Regions from separate parts of the Mus musculus genome. Here region 1 is linked to region 2. The links are chromatin loops, found by intact Hi-C in ENCODE. Cell type or tissue: heart. All regions are shown on one strand. Each heading gives the region's core, and the rest is flanking DNA. Links, peaks and the distances in the headings are about the cores only.

Evidence for each region. A loop is a pair of places that touch in the nucleus more often than their neighbours do. Peaks named below come from ENCODE experiments on the same cell type or tissue, not always from the same donor. Only the 100,000 strongest peaks of a DNase experiment are listed, where the experiment ranks them.
Region 1: it touches region 2 in a loop (3.0-fold over the local background); 9 of 42 quality-filtered maps call a loop at or near these places.

Annotation. Positions count from the first base shown.
Region 1 is chr1:54,750,403-54,761,210 of GRCm38, forward strand. It overlaps Ankrd44 (ankyrin repeat domain 44), which reads right to left. Exons shown (of 28, transcript NM_001081433.3): 9 at 2,488-2,566. All of the region lies in intron 3 of 4930444A19Rik (a long non-coding RNA gene), which reads left to right. Among named protein-coding and RNA genes, the nearest start is that of 4930444A19Rik, 74 kb to the left of the region's middle. In heart, for the core only: a CTCF peak has its summit at 5,523; no DNase peak of the experiment used is centred there.
Region 2 is chr1:54,820,434-54,831,241 of GRCm38, forward strand. Ankrd44 (ankyrin repeat domain 44) reads right to left here. Exons shown (of 28, transcript NM_001081433.3): 2 at 8,179-8,262. Among named protein-coding and RNA genes, the nearest start is that of Ankrd44, 100 kb to the right of the region's middle. In heart, for the core only: no CTCF peak of the experiment used is centred there; DNase peaks (open chromatin) are centred at 5,878, 6,368 and 7,558; H3K27ac peaks cover 325 bases.

The DNA of each region.
Region 1 (10,808 bases), core at 923-8,922, 71 kb before region 2:
GTCCATCTACGGGGACAACTCTCTCAAATGCAGGCAACTCTTACACTGCATCAAATTCAAGTTTAAGAGAAAATCTTCAACCATCACTGTCCTTCTGGGGAGATATATATGCATACAGATAGTGGCGGAGAAGCGGCTCTCTAACGCTAGACTATGTTCCAACTCCTGACCCCACATGCTGCTCAGAAAACCCACCACCTCTGACTGCCTCACTGTGAAGTTGATGATAGCACCCCCTTCCTCCTGGTATTGTGAGGAGGAAATAGATGGGATATATGGCAAAGAGCCTGGCACAGCATGAACATTTAACCAACATTAGCTTTATCATTACATGTGCCAACCTCTGTATTACAGTCACCGTATGTCATCAGTTCAGGTCTGAGGATCCTAGCCCACTTATAAGCCAGATACCAGCTAATCAATGGTGGGATAAACTTTAAGACTCTCAGCTCTTGTTCTAACCTTAAAGTATAGCAAACTCCAAGTCTGACTGATGGAGAAGTCAAGGCAGCCTCCAAGAGTGATATAAGCACATTAGGATGGGAGAGGGAGGCTGCGCCAAACTCTGAAATGGAGGAGATGCAGGTGTGGTCTGGCAGATGGATACACTAGTTAAAAAGGCAGCTCATATATTTGTTTTTTAAAGTGTTCTTGGGGCTAAAGACCTGGCTCAGTAGCTAAGAATACCATTGTTCTTGCAGAAGACAGAGTTTATTTCCTAGCATCCCTATGTATGCACACAACAGCCTGTCACTCCAATCCCAAGAAATATGACACCCTCTTATGGTCTTGGCAAACATGGTTGTAATGTCTTCTGCACTACTGTGGCTTTTGCTTCCCGAGGAGCATCGTCGGTGCCTGCTTCTCTATATAGATGCACATGCTGTTTGTTTGTTTGTTTGTTTGTTTTTGGTGCCTAAGTTAAACTCAGTGCCACTAACTTTCCCTATTGCCCAAAATTCTTATAGTTACAAAACAGAGAAATCCAAGAAGAGTCACTCACATTAGAATTTAAAGTTTGAGTCTGCTAAACACAGTTTAGGCATTACCAAATTGACCAGGAATGTCCTCTTAAATGCATGATGCAAACCTGTGTTTTGCTGGTTTTGCTTTCAAGTTGTCTCTTCAGCTTGCTCAGATCATAGAAGCTGTGCTGTCAGAGTTAACCCATTCACAGATGTCAACCATGGCCCTCGGGGTGACATAAGCTGTGACATGGAATGAGACTACAGGGACTTTGGTGTCCGAGATAGTCTGGTGATGTTCAAAGAACACTTGGGTTGAGAGCCTGGAAAATTACTGTTTCATGGTCTCTCTCTCTCTCTGTCTCTCTGTCTCTCTGTCTCTCTGTCTCTCTCTCTGTCTCTCTCTCTGTCTCTCTCTCTGTCTCTCTCTCTGTCTCTCTCTCTGTCTCTCTCTCTCTCTGTCTCTGTCTCTCTCTCTGTCTCTCTCTCTCTGTCTCTCTCTCTCTCTCTCTCTCTCTCTCTCTCTCTCTCTTTCTCTCTTGCCTGGGATTTCATCACAGACTTACCTGCTTAAACCTTGAGTCACCCACCCTACTTTTTTCTACTTTTGTCTGAGTAGTTTAATGAGCTCAAACTTGGGGAACTTTACTGGGTCAACAATCTAAAATAACCCAGATCGGCTGATTGAAAATGCAAGCAATGAATGCTTAGCATCATTAAAAGTGAAACACCTCAGAATCTAAAACATGTCCATATACAATCACCAAACCCAGACACTTTTGTGGATGCCAACAAGAGCTTGCTGACAGAAGCCTGATATAGCTGTCTCCTGAGAGGCTCTGCCAGTGCCTGACAAATACGGAAGTGGATGCTCACAGCCATCCATTGGACAGAGCACAGAGTCCCCAATAAAGGAGCTAGAGAAAGTACCCAAAGAGCTTAAGGGGTTTACAGCCCCATAGGAGGAACAACAATATGAACTAACCCCCAGAGCTCCCTGGGACTAAACCACCAATCAAAGAAAACACATGGAGGGATTCGAGGCTCTAGCTGCATATGTAGCAGAGGATGGCCTAGTCGGTCATCAATGGGAGGAGAGGCCCTTGGTCCTGTGAAGGTTCTATGCACCAGTGTAGGAGAATGCCAAGGCCAGGAAGTGGAAGTGGGTGGGTTGGTGAGCAGGGGGACAGGGGAGGACATAGGGGAAACTAGGAATGGGGAGAACATTTGAAATGTAAATAAATATCTAATTAAAAAACCAAACCTGTCCATCTCTCCCAAGAGCCAAGTGTGTGTTTTCACCTGTCTGAGGATTGACTACATTATTCTATGTTCTCCCCACGAGTGGGGGAAACTGAGGATATGGGTACAGTGAGCATCCAGCAGCCTGCAAAGCCTCATGGAAACCCACGCTTGCTAAAGCCCAAACACAGCATCGATTTTTATGCAGCTGCTTAAAACCAATGCAATCAGTCTGAAAAACTGTTCAAAACTTGAAGCACCACCAAGGCAAGCCTCCTACCATTCTGGATGAGGGTTTGTGACCGCGTGAACCGTCCATGGACAGCTGTCATGTGCAGAGGACTTTTGCCATCCTTACTCTGCAAAATAAGAAAGGAGAAAGGAAGCTGTGAGCCATATCATAGATCTGAATCATCACCGTGAAAGCCGCTCGCAACGTCCTGGGAACATCAATTTCAGTTGTGTTTTAAAAGTGTGTTCGACAAAGAAGAGATTAAGTGTGAAATAATGAGAGTCTAAGAGGAACAGGGCAACTGTTTCCCAGACCCGCGAGAGGGCTGATTTGCTCAGGGCTCACAGCAGCTCCTGCTGCTTCCTCAACACCTATGCAGCAGGCTGTGGAGTTACTGATCACCGATGGCTGCTAATAGAAGAGCAGTCTGTTGCATTTAGGGCTGGGGTCCCTAGTAGGCCTAACCTGCTCCAGTGAATGACCCCACATCCATGCATACACGGTGGGGATAGTTGATCTATGGAGGGAACAGTTAGATTTCATCAAAATACACTGTATACATGTATGAGATTCTCAAAAAATAAAAATATTATATAAAAGATGCAACATACAAGACTTCTCCAGTTACTGTATAACATCATAACATTAACATTTGATTATTACTATTTGTGTGCGTGTGTGTGTGTGTGTGCTCGCACACACACATGTGCAATGGTGGGAAGCAGGGGGACAGGGATCGTGTACATGTGGAAGCCAGAAGATAGCTTTGCAGAATCCTTTATCCCCTTCCAGCTCTCTGAGGGTTCCAGGGATCAAACTCAGGTAACAGGCTCACCTTTACCCTTACCTGCTGAAAAAAAAAAAATATATATATATATATATATACATATTTAACAGCACATCTTTAAAAAATCTTAGAGAAGTGATCATCCCAAATGTTCTCTTCTCCCTTGTTATCAAATTGACAAAGGACATTTCCTGAGGTGTTTGTCTCAGTGTCTAGAAAGGTAAGCAATTGTGAACTTGCATGGGCCTGTTTGACCTACTGCTGGCTAAATTGATGCAACTCTCAAGGGGAAACCCTAACCATTCCCTGCATTTTATTGGTAGTTAGTAAATGTGGGTTGAATTTACTTATGTCTTACTCATGACAGAAAAATTGGGAAATTTCCTAAAACAGACGAAGACAAAACATAGACAATGTACAGAACTTACCTACTGACCGTTAGACCAGACTCCCACAGTTAATTAAGAGATGAAAGTGCATCTGAAAGAACCTGGCTGATTCTGGAACAAAAGAATGTCCAGAGGAGCAGGTGTACAGACATTCCCTCAACTACAACAGCTCCTCTATATGGCATTCCTGAGCTTGGGATCGTGTGGAGCTATTCATATTCAGTAGAAACTGTGCCTTGACGCTTCAAAGTAGCTCCTTTTCTGGGCTACAATATGCAGTATGAAACCCTGGAGGTATGGTGGGAGGACAGCAGCGTGCAGGTCAGCGGTGTGCAGGTGAGCAGTGTGCAGGTGAGCAGCGTGCAGGTGAGCAGCGTGCAGGTGAGCAGCGTGCAGGTGAGCAGCGTGCAGGTGAGCAGCGTGCAGGTGAGCAGCGTGCAGGTGAGCCGTGTGCAGGTGAGCAGCGTGCAGGTGAGCAGTGTGCAGGTGAGCAGCAGCGTGCAGGTGAGCAGCGTGCAGGTGAGCAGCGTGCAGGTGAGCAGCGTCCAGGTGAGCAGCGTGCAGGTGAGCAGCAGCGTGCAGGTGAGCAGCAGCGTGCAGGTGAGCAGCAGCGTGCAGGTGAGCAGCAGACATGCTGCAGTGGACTGCTGCCTAGTGATGCTCAGTGTGGGGAGAAAACTTGTTAAAGGCATTTTAAACTTCTGATAGGTTTAAACTTATGATGAAAAGTTCCTCTATCTTAAGCGTTTAAGCGTTGCTTTTTAACTTTATTACATTTTACTTAATGTATGTAATGTATATGTGTGTGGATGCATATGCCACCATGTACATATGGAAGTCAGAGTGTAACTTGAGCAAGCCAGTTCTTATCTTCTATCGTGTGGTATCCAAAGTTCTAACTCGGGTCAACAAGCTTAGTGGCGGGAGCCTTTCTTCACTTGTTGAGCCAGCTTACTGTCCTCAGGAATTGTTTTAGATGGTTGTTACTGTTAGTTCCTAAATATCTGTAGAAAACCTTTTTTCAAATTCAGGTTAAAATATAAAGTGACACACATGAGTACTCCATCTTGTGATAAAATCTAAACATCTAGGCTTTAAAGTGGTTTTTAAAGTCCCCAATTGAAAGCAAATAATTGTTAAATAAGTATCTCTTAGAGGAGATCCACCCCTACCCAGGGCTCTAATTTGTGACATGAATTCTGTGCACTAACTCATACCTACTGAGTCTCAGCATCCCCATCATCTCCTCAAGCTTGCACAGTACAACTGTACCGTTAAGAGCCGTGGCTAAGAACCATGCTTTAGACTATGGGTGGTGGTGTGCTGGTTGCTGTTGTTTTGCTGTTTATTTCATTTATTTATTTGCTTTTTAGCTTTATTATATCCTATAAGTATTCCTTTGAAAAAAGGACTGTAGCTACACAAAGTCTCTGCCAACAAAAGATTCGATCACAGTGATAACTACAACCCAATTGAAGAAACAAACAATAAAGTTAAAATTTTTCTCTGGTATATGGGAGGGAAGATATTAGGACCCATATAATATTAATAGAGTCTGAATCAGCAAATATTGAAAAAGGGTAGAAGTAAGACTGACACCTTTTAAAGGAAAAGCCAGTGGGAGAAGAATATTTGTCTACAGTGCTGACCTTGGCACACTCATAGACATTTCAAAAGCCACATAATTCCAGAGTCTGGTCTGGAGTGGAGACAGTTCCAATAACTCTAATACCTGGGGACCACTCTGGAGAAATGAATACACACACACACACACACACACACACACACACACACACACACACACACACACACCAAGTAAGAGGGACAGGGACTATAGTCCAAGACTCATGGACAGTGAAGGTGGGACTTCAGAGTTAACACTGACTTGTCCGTAGGTGGTGCTGTTTCTTTAAATTTTGCTTCAGTATTAGCGCTTAGATTTAATATAAAACTGAAGTAATTATGATTTAATTAAATGTATATAAAGCTATGAATACTTCATGTTTAGGAAATATCTTGATAAATATTGAAGCAGGCACTTTCCCATGCTTGGAAAAGAGTTTGAAGTCTCTACTGAGGATTCCTCAGTTGGTAGCTGTATATAGTGCAGCTGCGAGCCAGGGCAGGCGCAGGCAATTACTAGCATATAGATTGCAAAGTCAGTCCTGAGTGGAAGACAGCAACCACCACGCTCTACCCAATGGGAGTGTCTGGGCTTTTGGTATAGGGACAGAGAAGCAGGAATGACCACAGCTGATACAATGCAGAGCTGGGCTGCCTGGTGCCGATGGCGCTCATCTCAGATCTATCCCTGCAGACTTGGCTTTGTTCGCCTACTCAGGGGTCTGGGTCATAACCAACTGTCCTCGGCTTCATGGCTGCCATTTGGAGGCCGCTGTGCTTACATGGTACGGATGTAGGGAGTATTCATTCTTTCAAAAAAATAAAAAATAAAAACCTGACAACCAAGGACATTCAAAAGGCAGTCAATGTTCCTTCTTAAGTCTTTAACATTTAGAACTCAGTATTCAAGCTGAAAGTAGAAACCCTGCTACATTTCCCTTTCTGCCTCTTCAGCCTGGGACCTGTGGTTGCTACTGTCCCCAGTACTTTGGACCAGGGCAATACTGCCTGTGTACCCGGGACAATTGTGCTCAATCCTTCTATTTGTTCAAGGCTTTGCTTTTATGGAAAAGAAATACTTTTATTAATTCCTAATATCCCTCCAATTTCTTGTGTATATTATTCCCATCAGATTTAAGACATTGGATTTTGTATTTTGAGACTTCACTTGATTAAACAAGAACCCCTTTTGTTAAGTATGGTCAAGTCCTGAGCCGTAAGAGGAAATTAGCAAGAATTATGATAACTGTGTGACAAATACTAGTACTTCATGTAGAGTAGAACCCAACACGTTCTTGAACTAAATAGAATATATAAGTTGTCTTGCCCATCACGTTCCTTGGGAGCCCATTCAGCCTTTCTTCTATACATAATGCATTCTGGGTTCATTCTCACACATCCCAAGCTTCCTCCCTCAATGGCACTGCGACTCTCTGGAGACACGACATGCTCTGTGGCATGTGGCATCCTAGAGTCACAGGAGTCAGTGCCCCATCTCAAGACAATAAGGTTGCTATGGGATCACACTAAGTCAGGATAGGGGCGTCATTATGTGAACTCAGTTACCCACGAGTGAATCCTAAGTCAGTAGGAGAGTATCTGAAAGCTGACTGGGAAAAGCCACGTGTAGTTCAGCTTGTTCTGTTTTTAACGATTCAAATACAAAATATGACACGTGTGGACTCAAATGTTCACTTTTTCTTTCCTTCCTTCCTTTCTTTACTTCCTCTCCCAAACTCCAAGGCTATGCTTCTTCTGCCGCTTCCTTCTGCCTGTTCCAGTTTGTGATAAATTCCATTTTACAAATTAGCCCCAGAACATACAGATAAGAGAACTGACACACTCAGCAGATATATGGCAGGATCCAGTCTCCTAGCTATAAATGTTCCAAAGGTCCACAGGCAGCAAGTGAACCAGACTAAATGTTAGTGACCAGGAATTGAGCAATGTGGCTGCAGCTATCTGAGATGTTTTCTATCTTTTCCACTGTGGCTTTGTATATAGTACATTCTTGAAGTCTGACTGTTGGGGGAGAGAAGCATTGAGATACTATAGAACTTATAATCTGTAATAGAGAAGAAAAATTACACATTTTTTCTTAATTGCAAATTACAAGGGAATCTTCAATAGAGTTTTATATAAAACAACATGCCTTTATTATTTTACCGAGGTTCAATAGTGAAAGGCCAAAGCTTAGGGAGATGAGATGAAGCTAGTGGAACAGGGACTGTGCCGTGCACATGGAACATACACCGTCTCCCTTTTCCACCACTCTACCGCTCATAAAGACGTCACTCAGGGTTCCATAAGTGTGGCGGAAACCCAAGTGAACACTGATGGGTGCTGGCTGCATTTCAATATGCTGTTTCTCTTAAACTTGAAAAAAAATCTTAAAAAAAAAAACCCAAACTGTCTAATAATATCCACATGCATTTTCAAAATCTAAAAGCAACATAGTACAACTTTAACTAGAAATCTACATACTGACAGGAAGACTATATTTAAGGGAAGGTGGTGGGCTCATTTAGAATGTACACTGAACCTTAAAGGAGGATCTGATGGTCACACACTCAGACCAGATAGACAGGAGATAAAGAGAGGCTGGGAAAGGTTAGATGTGCATTCAAAACCCCTCTACAGAAAGTAGATACAGTTAAACCCATCTATGGTTTTTAAGATGCCATTTCTTGCATCCTATTTATGATTAATGATCTATAAGAAAAATTAAGCATCAATGCTAAGTATATATTATTTATTCTAATGTATATGTACATGTGTGCCTAAGTGCATATATGTGCACTATATGTGTGTGTGCAGGTACCTACAGATACCAGAAGATGACATTAGAAACTCTGAAACTGGAGTCATAGGTGGCTTTAAACCCCCTGGATTTAGTTACTGGGAATCAAAACCAAGTCCTTTGTAGGAGTGTCAAGAACTATTGACTGCTGAGCCATTTCTCCAGCCCCTCTGGTCTATGGTAAAGGAGATAAGCTGACCATGTAACAAGTCCATTATCTGATTTGAACTGAGTACTGGGTAGCCAACTGGAAGAAGCAGGCAGGCATGGCAGGAGGCGGCATATCTGGGCATCAGACACAGCAAGAGCACTAAGATGCATTTTGCAAGGTATGGGGAATATCAGACAACCTGTGAGTTAACGAAGTGGAGGGTCACAAAGATGATGCCTTTATCCAATGCCCATCCTCCACCTTAGTCTGAAAGAACCCACAGATGCCCACAGGCCCGTTGTGAGCTTGTTTCTCCCCATGACTACCAGACTCTGTAAATTCTACCCCACACAAAAACTCTTTGTCACTTTGGTTTGTGTCTCCTTGGTCTCTCCCTTGCTTTAAGGCCTTCTCACCTCTCCCTGAGACCCTGCACGGGCTCCGTATATAGAATGTGGAGCTCTGAAACACTCTTCACTGGTTCTATTTTTCCCTTTCTGCATCCCTCAGACCTTCGTGAAGATATCACACTCCCTTCAGTTCTTTCTTCCCTTTCCTATCTCTTTCTCATCCTTGCTCTGTATCTTCCTTCTCCCAACCCTAAGGGTCAAGAGCTCCTTCAGACTTCCCTCAGCTTCTCCAGTCATGCTGTTATATACTCTCTCCGCAGATGACAACGGCCCCTTCCTGTCATCTTTATGTGACTGAAGCAACCTAAGTCCTATTTTTTCATATCCTTTACTGTTCTATGCTATAACATGACATTTTCCACTACTGTGTCCTCAACCTGGCTCAACATGAGGTTCTCAAAATTTAAATGCAGAACCTGTGAGATGATGGTTCAGTGGGTAAGGAAGGGTGCTCACTTCCAAGCCAGGGTACTCAAGTTCAATTCCCATAACCCACCTAATACAAGAAGAGAACTAACTCCTGCAGATTGTCCTCTGACCTCCACATGGGCGTGTGCTATGGCATAAACACTGTACCCACACACAAAATAAAAAGAGTCAGCTTGCTTCCTATGCCTACCCTTGCTCCTGGCATCCTCTCGGAGAATGTGAACAATATCAAGTGCTTACTGTATGATAGCTCTGAGCTGTACAATTAGATATGACAACTATGCTTAATCTCCACAACATGCCCATGAAGAAGATGCTATTATTTCCCTTATTTTACAAAGCACAGATAGGTTACATTTTATTAATGCAGTCTAGCCCCAGAACAAAACATGTGTGCATTCTATAGTGTCATGCCCCTTCCAAGATTCCATTCCTCATCTTCAGGTCCTACCCCTTGTCTTGCCAACCTTTGATGATTCTCCCTCTGCAAGACTTCTCCCCTTGAGTGGTCCTTTCCATTCTTCAGTGGCCCCTCCCACTCCTCATGGGCCCCTCCCACTCCTCATGGACTCCTCCTGTTCCTCATTGGCTCCTCTCATTCCTCATGGGCTGTCCCATTCCTCATGGACTCTTCCCATTCCCCATGAACTCCTCCCATTCCTCATTGGCTCCTCCCATTCCTCATTGGCTCCTCACATTCCTCATTGGCCCCTCCCATTCCTCATCCTCATGACTCATTACCTACTCCAATTTCACTAACTTTCAGTTATTTTAAAGCCATCCCATTTATAGGTCAGATGCAGCTATGGTTTTTTTCCCCCTCAGAATAAAAAAAAAATGCTTTCTTTTGAATTTAAAAACAACATGGCCACTTATCAAAATCAGAGAGTTTTTCCAAAATACAAAAAGAAAACTAAAATCCCAAATCAGAATTTTGTCTCTGCAGGTGATAACTGATATTACTCCAGGTAGTTTATGGCCTTTCTGTGCATACACACAGACACATGCAGTAAAGCTGGGGATGGTGTCTCCACCTAGAATCCAGATTCAAACCAGCAAGAAGAAAGGCATGTCCATGACAGTCTAGGCTATAAAGTGAATCTTGTCTCAAAAACAAACAAACAATAAAAAGGAGATTGCATATATTTACTTTACTCTGATAACACGAGGTCTAGGCATTAATATTCTTTATGTTTGTCAACCTTAAAGTATTAACCTGCATTTTTAAATCACTGATGATACAGAATACTTTTTCATGGGCTTCATGGGTATTACAAATTTTCTCTTGTGCTCCATATTTGCCTAAATTTTCTAGTAGCCTACCATATTTCTTCTTATCATGAACTCTTTATATATTAAGCATATTAAATATATTGTCATGTATACTGCATGGAAATTTCCATGAGCCATTCTGCTCTATTTTGTTTGTTAAGAGCTTGTATTTTTTTCCATTTTTGGTTTTATTTTATTTTATCATTTAAGAGTTTGAAACATTCATACACTTGCATATTTTCTGGGCCTCCATGTTCTGCAGTTAGATTGCTGTTTCTAATTGTTCTACAACGGTCAGAGTTCCCACAGTCTATGGAAGCCCAAGATCCTGGCTGTGGCATGAGCCTCTTGCTTTAGTTTCTCATATGTTCACTGTGTGTGGGTTCCTTTGCCAACTTATGCTCTATTCAACTAATAAAGTGTTATTCTGATCAGTTGTCTCACATTTCTTCACTGTGGGAGACTATAAGAAAAAATATAAAAATATTTAACAGTAAACAGAGGTTAT
Region 2 (10,808 bases), core at 1,658-9,657:
GAACCAACATTTAATATGTTAGAAATTTCTTGTATTTTTCTTTTAAAAGCCTTTACAAGTCCAGTCATACTGCACCCCAACACTGCACAGCACTGAAAATGGCTAAGGAGCTCATCCCCCTCACTAATGATGCCCTACATCATGGATGGAGCTGAGTTTGCCTGCAGCTTCTTTATTCCTGCAGCTTCTCATTTAGTCTAATTTGTAGTATCCAAGATGCTAGCTACTAGCACAACATCTCAGAGCTTCCACCCTCAGTCAAGTCAATTACTAAAAGGAGAGAAGAAGGTACAATGTATCTGTAAAGGAGAAGAAGGTACAATGTATCTGTAAAGGAGAAGAAGGTACAATGTATCTGTAAAGGAGAAGAAGGTACAATGTATCTGTAAAGGAGAAGAAGGTACAATGTATCTGTAAAGGAGAAGAAGGTACAATGTATCTGTAAAGGAGAAGAAGGTACAATGTATCTGTAAAGGAGAAGAAGGTACAATGTATCTGTAAAGGAGAAGAAGGTACAATGTATCTGTAAAGGAGAAGAAGGTACAATGTATCTGTAAAGGAGAAGAAGGTACAATGTATCTGTAAAGGAGAAGAAGGTACAATGTATCTGTAAAGGAGAAGAAGGTACAATGTATCTGTAAAGGAGAAGAAGGTACAATGTATCTGTAAAGGAGAAGAAGGTACAATGTATCTGTAAAGGAGAAGAAGGTACAATGTATCTGTAAAGGAGAAGAAGGTACAATGTATCTGTAAAGGAGAAGAAGGTACAATGTATCTGTAAAGGAGAAGAAGGTACAATGTATCTGTAAAGGAGAAGAAGGTACAATGTATCTGTAAAGGAGAAGAAGGTACAATGTATCTGTAAAGGAGAAGAAGGTACAATGTATCTGTAAAGGAGAAGAAGGTACAATGTATCTGTAAAGGAGAAGAAGGTACAATGTATCTGTAAAGGAGAAGAAGGTACAATGTATCTGTAAAGGAGAAGAAGGTACAATGTATCTGTAAAGGAGAAGAAGGTACAATGTATCTGTAAAGGAGAAGAAGGTACAATGTATCTGTAAAGGAGAAGAAGGTACAATGTATCTGTAAAGGAGAAGAAGGTACAATGTATCTGTAAAGGAGAAGAAGGTACAATGTATCTGTAAAGGAGAAGAAGGTACAATGTATCTGTAAAGGAGAAGAAGGTACAATGTATCTGTAAAGGAGAAGAAGGTACAATGTATCTGTAAAGGAGAAGATCCAGAAGCACGGGAAGCCGGGCTAGAGGCTATAGAATCTATATTCCAAGGTTTCGGGGAAGTCAACACGGGAAAATCAGGCCGAGAAAACGTTAACGAATGTAGGAATGTGGCAAAGTGATCATTCTGAATTCCTTGGGTAGAGACTAAATGATTTAGCCCACATAGAGTGTATTTAATTTTATTTTATATTTTATGTATTTAAGTATTTTGTCTGCATGTGTGGCTGTGCACCATGTATGCCCCTGGTACCAGCGGAAAGCAGAAGAGAGTATCAGATGCCTGTGGGAGTGGAGTTCAGACAGCTGTGAGCTGCCATGTGCATTCTGGAAATAGAACCTGGGTCCTCTGGAAGAACAGTCAGTGCTCTCAACTGCTGAGCCATCTCTCCAGGCTGCTCATGAGTGGAATTAAAAATGCATTCTATTTTCTAAAGAACTAGTAATCTGCCCTAACAGATACCCAGATAAATTACAAGCTCACTACTCTCATTTGTCTTGTTCTTTAAAAAGCCCATTCTTGTAAAATATCAGTTTCTTTTTCTCTCATTTGCATCTTGAGATTAACATTCCTCCACCACCTACATTATTTTCTGTAGTCAAAGTGGTAGCATGAATCATTTCTTCCCCTTTGCTTGCTATAAGTTCTTTGCTTTTAACTTAAGATGCATTCTATTACAGTCACATATGAGCCCCTCCTTTCACAGAACAGAGAAAGGAAGCAAAGTGCATGTGTACTTGGGTCAAACTTTGCTGCAAATGATAAATATTACATGAATGACGAAATTGGTTTTTGTATAAAATGAGTAAATTAAAATCAACAACTTGTGGACAACTCAACTGTTTGAGACTACTAATTAGTATGTATTGAGCATTAAATGATACTGAAGAATACTTGCTAATTTCATTTGCTATACTAATGTATAGCATGTATACACCATGTGCACATGCATATACATCTGTGTGTGCGTGCATAGGTTGCTGTTAGTGGTTCTTTTTAATGGGAAATAAGCACCTCACATTTGGTGTCACATAGGAGTCACAAATCTTCGAAGTGTAGTCTTTCACAGTTGGAAGACAAGGCTCTCTAAAGCTACTTCAGGCTGAGAAGGAAGTTACGACGATTTACATGCTGACTCAACCTACCAGTATCTCTAACACTAAAACAAGAAGACGAAACAGCGCCATGAAGTACTACTGCTGCTAAGAGCACAAGGCAGGGCTGGGGCTATCTGAGGCAGTAGCAGGCATTGTCTGTAGGAGCTCTGTCTAATGGCCTTCCAGGGTCTCATCTGTAAAGACACTCCTCTCCTCTTTAGACAGCCCTGTATACTGTCTCTTAGCTTTGGAGCTGAAATCTTCTTGCTGTAGCTTACAACCACCTGGCATAATGACAGCGTAGATCCAATTTAATGTGACGACAATGTTCACTTGAGCTGTGTGCAATGGTTTCCTGTCCTAAGTCTACAGCACAGGACCAATTTGTCTCTTTCCTAGTCTCTGTGTGGCACAGTAAGACCATCTTCATGGTGTAGGGTTGCTGTAAAGGGATCCTACTGAGTTCCAAGTCTGATTTTGGAGTTGCTAAAGACAGGAACTTTGAGGTTGTAAATTAAGATGCTGTTCTCTATCTACCTTCTGCTCAGTTTGATTATTACAATGGAAGATTCTATAATGTCCTTAGTGATCACCCATATCTGGGTCAGTTTACATAGATATCTTGGCATATACAACAGCTATCCCACATCTCTAGACTCTGATACACCACTCATGATAGAAGCAACAGAAGGATCCAGAGCGATCATCCTGCCATTTCACAGGTTCCTCAACTCAGTCTACACGACGTCAGCCTTCCAAACAGCTCATCCACTTTCCAGCTGCAACCTGGGGACACTCGCTCAGCCAGCTGCTTCCTCTGGTTCAGTGATCTGTCCTCTCTGGGAACTAAAACATAGGTGACAACAAGGTGACTCGACATCAGAAATAAGTGAGGCTGACTGATTCTCTCAGTGTGTTGCCAGGGCTGCTGGGTAACTGAACAGTGAGAATGAATGTGAGCACAACCATGTCATTGCACACACCATCTCTTGAACCTATGACACAGGCAGGCACAATTAACTGACTCAGAAAGAAGACTAAAGTGGTCAGGGACAAAGAGAGGACTGTGGGAGTTGAGAGAACTCCCTTTTCTGGGTCAGGAGGAGGTAATAAAGACATCAGAAGGAAGAATTAGGGTAACTTACTGGAGACATTAGTAGGGATAGAGGGGAGATAAGGCTGGAACATAGAGAAGTCAACACAGGAGGAGAAAAGCATAATTGGGCAACTCAATCTAGATGAAGTGTAGAGTCCATGAATAGTAAGCGGAGGCAATCAAGTTTGGAGAAGCACAGAGAGGCCAATCCAAACAGCATTGTTTTCTCTGCAATGATCAACTAACCAAAGGGTGGTGTGCAGCAAAGAACCCATGGCCCATCAAATGAAACGTAAATCAAGGTGAAAATGTCAGAGCTGAAAAATGAAAGCAATGAGGCATACTCCAAGAGTAAAGCACGTGTCCACAGCCTGATCCCAGCATAATGATTCATTGGGGTCAGCTAGGAAAGCAGAGGGTGAGAAGGAGAGGTGGCCGGTATCGCCTTCCAGGTCACTTCCTTCCTTGGCATACATATATCATCAGCTTCACCCGCTTCCTAAACTACTGAGCTCTAAGCACTGGGTGTCTTCCCTCCTCACACCCTTTGTTAACCTCACTTTCTCTCGACCTCTGCTTCTTAACCATTGGGTCATGAAAAAACTGGCAATCCTCACAAGTGTCTGAATGTGGAACGATCAAATTTCAGTTCAAAATCAAACACATAAGGAACCCCGGTGTTTCCATCCAGCTGGCCCATGCTGTTCCTCGGGACTTCACTGTGCCTTTGTGAACATAAGACATGCATGCAACACTGCGCACGCCATCGGGCCACACCCCAACAAGTCGTTCCTGCAATGCTCAGCTTCATTCAAGACTGCTGTATGTTGAAATCCGTGGTTTTACTGCACAAAGTTTTTGTTTGTTTAGAAATTTTGTGATTTAGTGGTGGAAAACAAAGAATTTTATTATTTCCCTACTATCATTCCTTAGCATGTATATATCAAATTAGTATTATCTTTGGGTCTCATTGTGTTGGAATATTTTATTTTAAAATTGTTCTTTAAGAGCATGGGAGATGGCTCAGGTGGTAAATATTACTTGCCTGATAAGCATGGGGACCCGAGTCCAGTCACCAGAACCCAGGAAAACGAGTGAGGTGTCCATACCTGCTCACAAACCCATGTACGCACACACAGAGGTACACACAAAACTGTTGCTTGAACTGATGGTTTGAATTTCGTAAGAAAAACTGTTCAATTTGGATAATAATGGCATTTCCAACAATTTTTTGAAAAGTCCTAAACATACACATGCCATTTTATTCCATGCATGTATTCACCACACTGACAATTATAAAAACTAAAAGACACGGAAGATACTCTACCCTGCAGCATCAAATATTCATCCAAGATTCGATCCTTTATGTAAAAATTTTAAAGTCCATCAAGAGGCTGGATAGATGCCTTAGAGGTTAAAGCATTCACTGCTCTTGCAGAGGGCCCATGGTCCATTCCTAGCAGCCACCTTGATTGACTGACACACAGTCAGCTGCAGATGTAGCTACGAAGAACCCAATGCCTCTGTGGGCACACACCTGCACACACATGTACCTACCCACACAGACACACACATATCTAATGCAAAATTGAAACGTTTTAGAAGTATATCGATCTCATTAATATACAAATTGGCCTTAATCTTTAATAAGCAATAAAAGTAAATGTATACCAAAAAGGAGTTGTTTTAAAAGAAATTTATTGCCAATAAATGTTTGGTTTTTATCAAACCTATTTTATATGCCTTTATACCCAAGGTTACATAAAAAAAATGTCTTGCACAGAGTGTGTGTCACGTGGAAAATGATTAAGGAGCCTTGCTCCAAATGACCTACATTGGCAGTGAGAGATTGGTTCAACACAGCCTACAGGCCTGTGAGAGTGGGATTCAAGATCTCCTTTACACACATGGCAGGGGGAGTCGGGGAGGAAGGGAGTCTTGGGAGCTGTGGGTGGAACAAAAAGAGCAATGAGCCTCCAAAATGTGAAAGATCCCACTGAGTACCTCGGGCCTGGTCTCTCTACTGATATACTCAGTCATCAGCAACTTCAAGTCCTCCTTCGCTGCCTTTTCTGCTGCATATCCCCTGCAGATACAGGGTGACTCCTCCCTTCACCTCCCTTAGCCTCCCGTGCTTATTATCACAGTTCAGACCCTGCAGACTGGCCTCCAGCAAACCCTGGAAAGTGACTTCTCATTTCTTGATTTCACTTTGTGAGCTCCACAGTGGAGCCCACTGTCTTGCCACTGCTGTGTCTCTCATGCTTAGCACAGAGTTGCGACACAGTAAATAACTGAAGTGTGAAAAAGATGGCCAAAACACAACTTAGTGGAATCACTTTAACTCCCTGGAAGCTTGTAAGATCAAAGTTGATTGTGCTGACTTTTCAGGGGCGCAGTAGCACAGTGATAGCCCCTCCCCCAGAGTTAGGTGTGGCTATATGACAGGTCACCAAAATGGAGGATGAGCAGAAGGGATATACACACTCCACACTGACCCAGGAAAACCTTCCCATGCTTCCCCTCTAGGTTTATTGTTCTTTCTTCAGCCAGACTGAAGATGACCCTCACAGTGACCTTAGAAAACCTCACATTCATACCTCAGACCCCACGTAAAAAGGGGACACTCTTCCCATGTGTTGCTGAGAGAACTAAGCTCCGGATTTCAAACATTCATTAGTCATCTATGTGTTACAGAGCTAAGCCTAGGTAGCCAATCAGCAACGGGTTGTTACTTTTCCAAAAAGAAAGAAAGGTCATTCAAAGGTCAGTACAATTTCCCGAGATGTAGATGATTAAAAGTTCTGTTTGTTTGTAACTATTAGGAAAAGATAGTAACCTTGCCTTAGGCTTGCCAGGGCTTGGCCCACAGCCACCAAATAGTCTAGGCAAATTCCTGTGATGTCAAAGCTCTTGACAGTGAACTTGCTTCATAGCCTCCACCCCACAGGTCCTGGACCAGTGCCCAGCTGCCTCTGCAAGGCCTCTGTCCCTGACTTCATCCTGGCTTACCTTGCAAAAACACATCTCAAAACATTGCCCTGTTGTTCTTACTGCCAGCTGAGGAGAAGCTGCCAAAAGGCTTTTGAGAAAGCCACACCAATCTGGACAGCCTCAGACAAAGGCTGCTCCAAAGGACCTGTCTTGGAAGGGAGCCGCCCGCCAGCAGACCTGAGAGAGATACCTCCTCAAAGGCAGGTTATCACCCCAGGGAAAAGATCTGCTTACACTGAAGATGGACGACTCGCCCTGTCTTTTCTACTGAACACTAAACTGTAAAGAGGACTCTTCTCCCTAAGGGACCTGAGGACTTTGATAATCAGATTGTGTTAAGTGAATTAGCAGCACACCCTGCACCTAATCGCTTGTTCAGCCTGACTCTAAGAAACTATCAAAAGGGTCACTTCTTGGCCAATGCTTGTGCCCTTTGGTGCAAGTGACTGATCTGTTTGGAAATGTCCCAGATACAGTCTATGTGTAGATCTTTTGATAGATGTGCCATAGGTCCTTTTAGGAATTCAGTGAAATACCTTGACCCTTTTCTCAGCAAAATATGCAAGATGCTGAAGCACACACAAGGTTTCAACAACTTCAAAGAGCACGGGAGTAAGAGCTGCAGAGAGTTCAATGGTTCATCCCAGGGTCATGGACTCCCTAGGGCAAGAACCAGCAGACTTTTCCTACAAAGGGCAGGGTTTGAGTGGCCCTGGCTCAGTCCAGACCCCGGGCTCAGCAAGGCAGTGTGAGAGCAGCAGAGACAATGTGTGCAAGATGGACAGCCACACTCCAACAAAACTGCCGCTGGACACTTGTTTCAACTTCCTAGCAACCATGCATGTCTAAAAATGCTATTCTCCTCATCTTTCTTCAATCACTGGGAAAAAAACAAAAAGTTTTCATATCTGGTGGTCCACAGGCCCAGGTTGCCAAATTTCACCAGAGCCAAGGTACATTACATCAAGAAAGAAAAATGGTATAGCTTCACTATCATTGCCTTCTTAATAGGGGCCGGCATCCTTCCTTTGTGGATATACAGAGCAAACCACGGGAGTAGTGGCAGTCGGTGTGACACTGTCACCAGGAGACATCACAGCTATGCAAGAGGTAGTGGCAGGTCATTCAAAACGCAATGCTCGCTGCCAGATGCGTCGCTGTATCTTAATGGGTCATAGACAGGATATAAAGTAGGGGTTTCCCCCTTCTGGTTTCAACTCATAGTTTCTGCTTTTCCTGTGATGAATGAGTGTGATTGACAGGGAAAGCATAAGACCCTAAATGAAACTCCATGGCCTCAAGACGGTCACTGCAACTGTATAAACACTCACTGAGATAGAGTTTGGGGCCTTGAAACACTGTGTGATGTTTTAATTTATGAGTTGATTAGAATAAGGTCAATTTTGATAAGCATACAGATTACTGCATCCTAAATTTGATTTTTTTTTCTCTGTTTTGCAGTGTTGGGGGGTCTAACACAGGCCTTTTGCGTGCTAGGTAAGCACTCTCCCCTGGAGTGACATCTTCAGTCCCTTGATCTTTAAATTTTTTTTACAACTATATTTCAACATAATTGATTTAGTCTAACCCTAGAGTTTCACTCCATGGGTTTTGTTTTTTTTTTTTTTGAAACAATAGTCTAAAAAGCAGCCCTGAGCTCTCACAATTTTCTACAGGGGTTCACAGCACAGAAAATGTCAAGAGGCCTTGCTTGCCCCACAGGAGGACCCATACAACAACCACAGTCTCTCACCAGTGCGTTTACGTCTTCAGTCTTATGGATGAGCATGCGAATCTCCTCTGGGTCGCCACTGAAGATTGCCTGGACCAGTGGTGGCTGCAAAACCAAGAAACTGAGTATTAGGACTATAACTAATATACATACCTGCGTTTGCATGCAGACAGCAACAAGGATATTTGTTCCCTCTAAGTTTATTAAGAATTATCAATGAGCAGGCAGAAATAAATAAGACTCCACCTACACGCACAAAGTATCTGAGACCTTAAAGACCTTGTCAAGAATATGACCAAACACAGGTCTCTATATTCAGACCCTATTAAGGACTAACCCTTGTCACTGCCAATTCAGATGTTGAAGTCACTGAAGACTATGCCTTTGCGGGCTGTTGGAAGGTTCTAGCAGAGGATCACAGATGCTCTGTACCTTGACAAAAGACTGGTCCTCTACTCAGGGAAGGGCATCTTCTTTCAAACAAATGTACAGCTATGGGAGGGATAGAGATTGCCCTCACATCCAAGACAAGCCCTTTGTGGAGGATATTATGACCTAAACACTTGTGGATCAATCTTCAAAACACCTTGCAGTTGTTCCCAAATACTTCCATAGCTTTAGCCAGTGGGCACTGGCTGTCTTACAATGATTATATAACTACTAGTTTAAAATAAGATATAACAAGGGCTAGAGAATGGGGGTTTGGAAGAGCAGAGAAGAATCCATTATATAGAAGAAGGAACTATAAAGTGTGACCCAACTGCAAGGACAGTGAGCTCTGTGGGATAAGAGGAAGGAAGGCACCTCAATGACCGAGTGTGGGTTTCTAGATGGAGACAGAAGGGCAGCCCATCCTAAAGAGAAGGTATGCACGGAGTGGATGTGCAGAGAACCTGCCAGAAACCATCACTGGGGTGAGTGATAACTGTGGGAACGTGCTGGGTTCAGGGGCTGACGCTTGACTTGCCCCACATGGTAAAAGATCTTCTTCACAGCCAACTCCACCATTTTCACTTCCCTGATGGAATCTGAGTCTAAGCATGGCCATCGCTGGCCACGCCCCTCATAAGATGGTGATTAATAGGGCCAAATGGCATAGTGAGAAATTTTTATGTGACCATTCAACTCTACTCAAATAATGTTTTCATTAAAAAAATGGTTAATGCTATCAATATGGAATATTTGGCCTCTTTTCCCCCTAAATTTCAAATCTTGGCAACTACATATATGTATTTGCTTACAACTTCTGTAAATGTCTTAGTCCTAACAGACAGCTGGATGATGGCAGTGCCCCAAGTTTGACTCAGCATAAGAATCATCCGAGCTGCTTATTCACATAAGATCCCTACGTCTCTTTCCTGAGAATCCTGATTACGTTTATCTAGAGAATGGGACTGTGAGTGTGGAATCGAATAAGTCAACACCTAACTCTTTGGAGCTAGAAGCAAACACTAACCTCAAGTGGCTCTACAAAGAGATCCTCCCCATGCCTGCTAACCAAGTCCCCAGCAGAACCACGCCAATCTTTTCACACTGTTCTGTCTGCTGAGCTTTTAGCAAAATGGTGTTGGGTGAGTTTCTGCCTAAATGAACCTTGGTGGAGAAAAAAAAAAAAAAACCAACAGCCATAAGGCAACATGTAGAGACAGAGTCAGAGTCTGGCAGACTGTAGTGTTAAATCAACAGAGGAACAGAGGTCGTATGACAGCTGACAGACTCAGAGTCTGAGGTGTGAGGCCAGCCCAGGCATCACCGAGCCAATGGTCAGTCACTGAACAAGAACACAGTGATCCGCACAGGGCCTCTCTCATGAGCACAAGGAATGCAGACACTCTGTAGGACGCATTAAGTCCTCAGTCTCCTCAGGCGAGGCAAACCTCCCAAGCAATGGCTGGAATGTCCCCAAGGAGAGGCTCCCTGACACAGCTGCCAGGGAAGGGTGCCAGAGTGGTTTCTAAGCACATGGAGGTGTATCTAGCTTCCCAAAGGCCCCGGGCCTAGCTCTGCTCAGAGCTGCTTCCCATACCACATGGTCAGACGCAGATTCCCTGGCTTCCATGGGAGGAAGCTGAACTTTTGAGTGTCTTCCGATGCTACCATCACATATATATGCATCCACACACCCACGACCGTACATACATGCACTGTGCACATCCTCATCTATGCTTTGACATGTATGCATAGAGACACGTGTTAAATCACTTATAGATACCTCCCACTCCCTGTAAACACGCCTGTTCTCCACAGCCCATGCCAGACAGACCTGTCTTCTCCATTATGCTGTCTAGCTGTCCCCACTGTCTTCACACCTGTGAACCCAAGTGTAACCGGCTCCAGAGCAGAACTTCACAAACAGACACTTTGCTTGCATAAAGACTGTGCCGGGGCCTAGCAAACACAGAAGTGGATGCTCACAGTCAGCTAATGGATGGATCACAGGGCTCCCAATGGAGGAGCTAGAGAAAGAACCCAAGGAGCTAAAGGGATCTGCAACCCTATAGGTGGAACAACATTATGAACTAACCAGTACCCTGGAGCTCTTGACTCTAGCTGCATATGTATCAAAAGATGGCCTAGTCGGCCATCACTGGAAAGAGAGGCCCATTGGACACGCAAACTTTGTATGCCCCAGTACAGGGGAACGCCAGGGC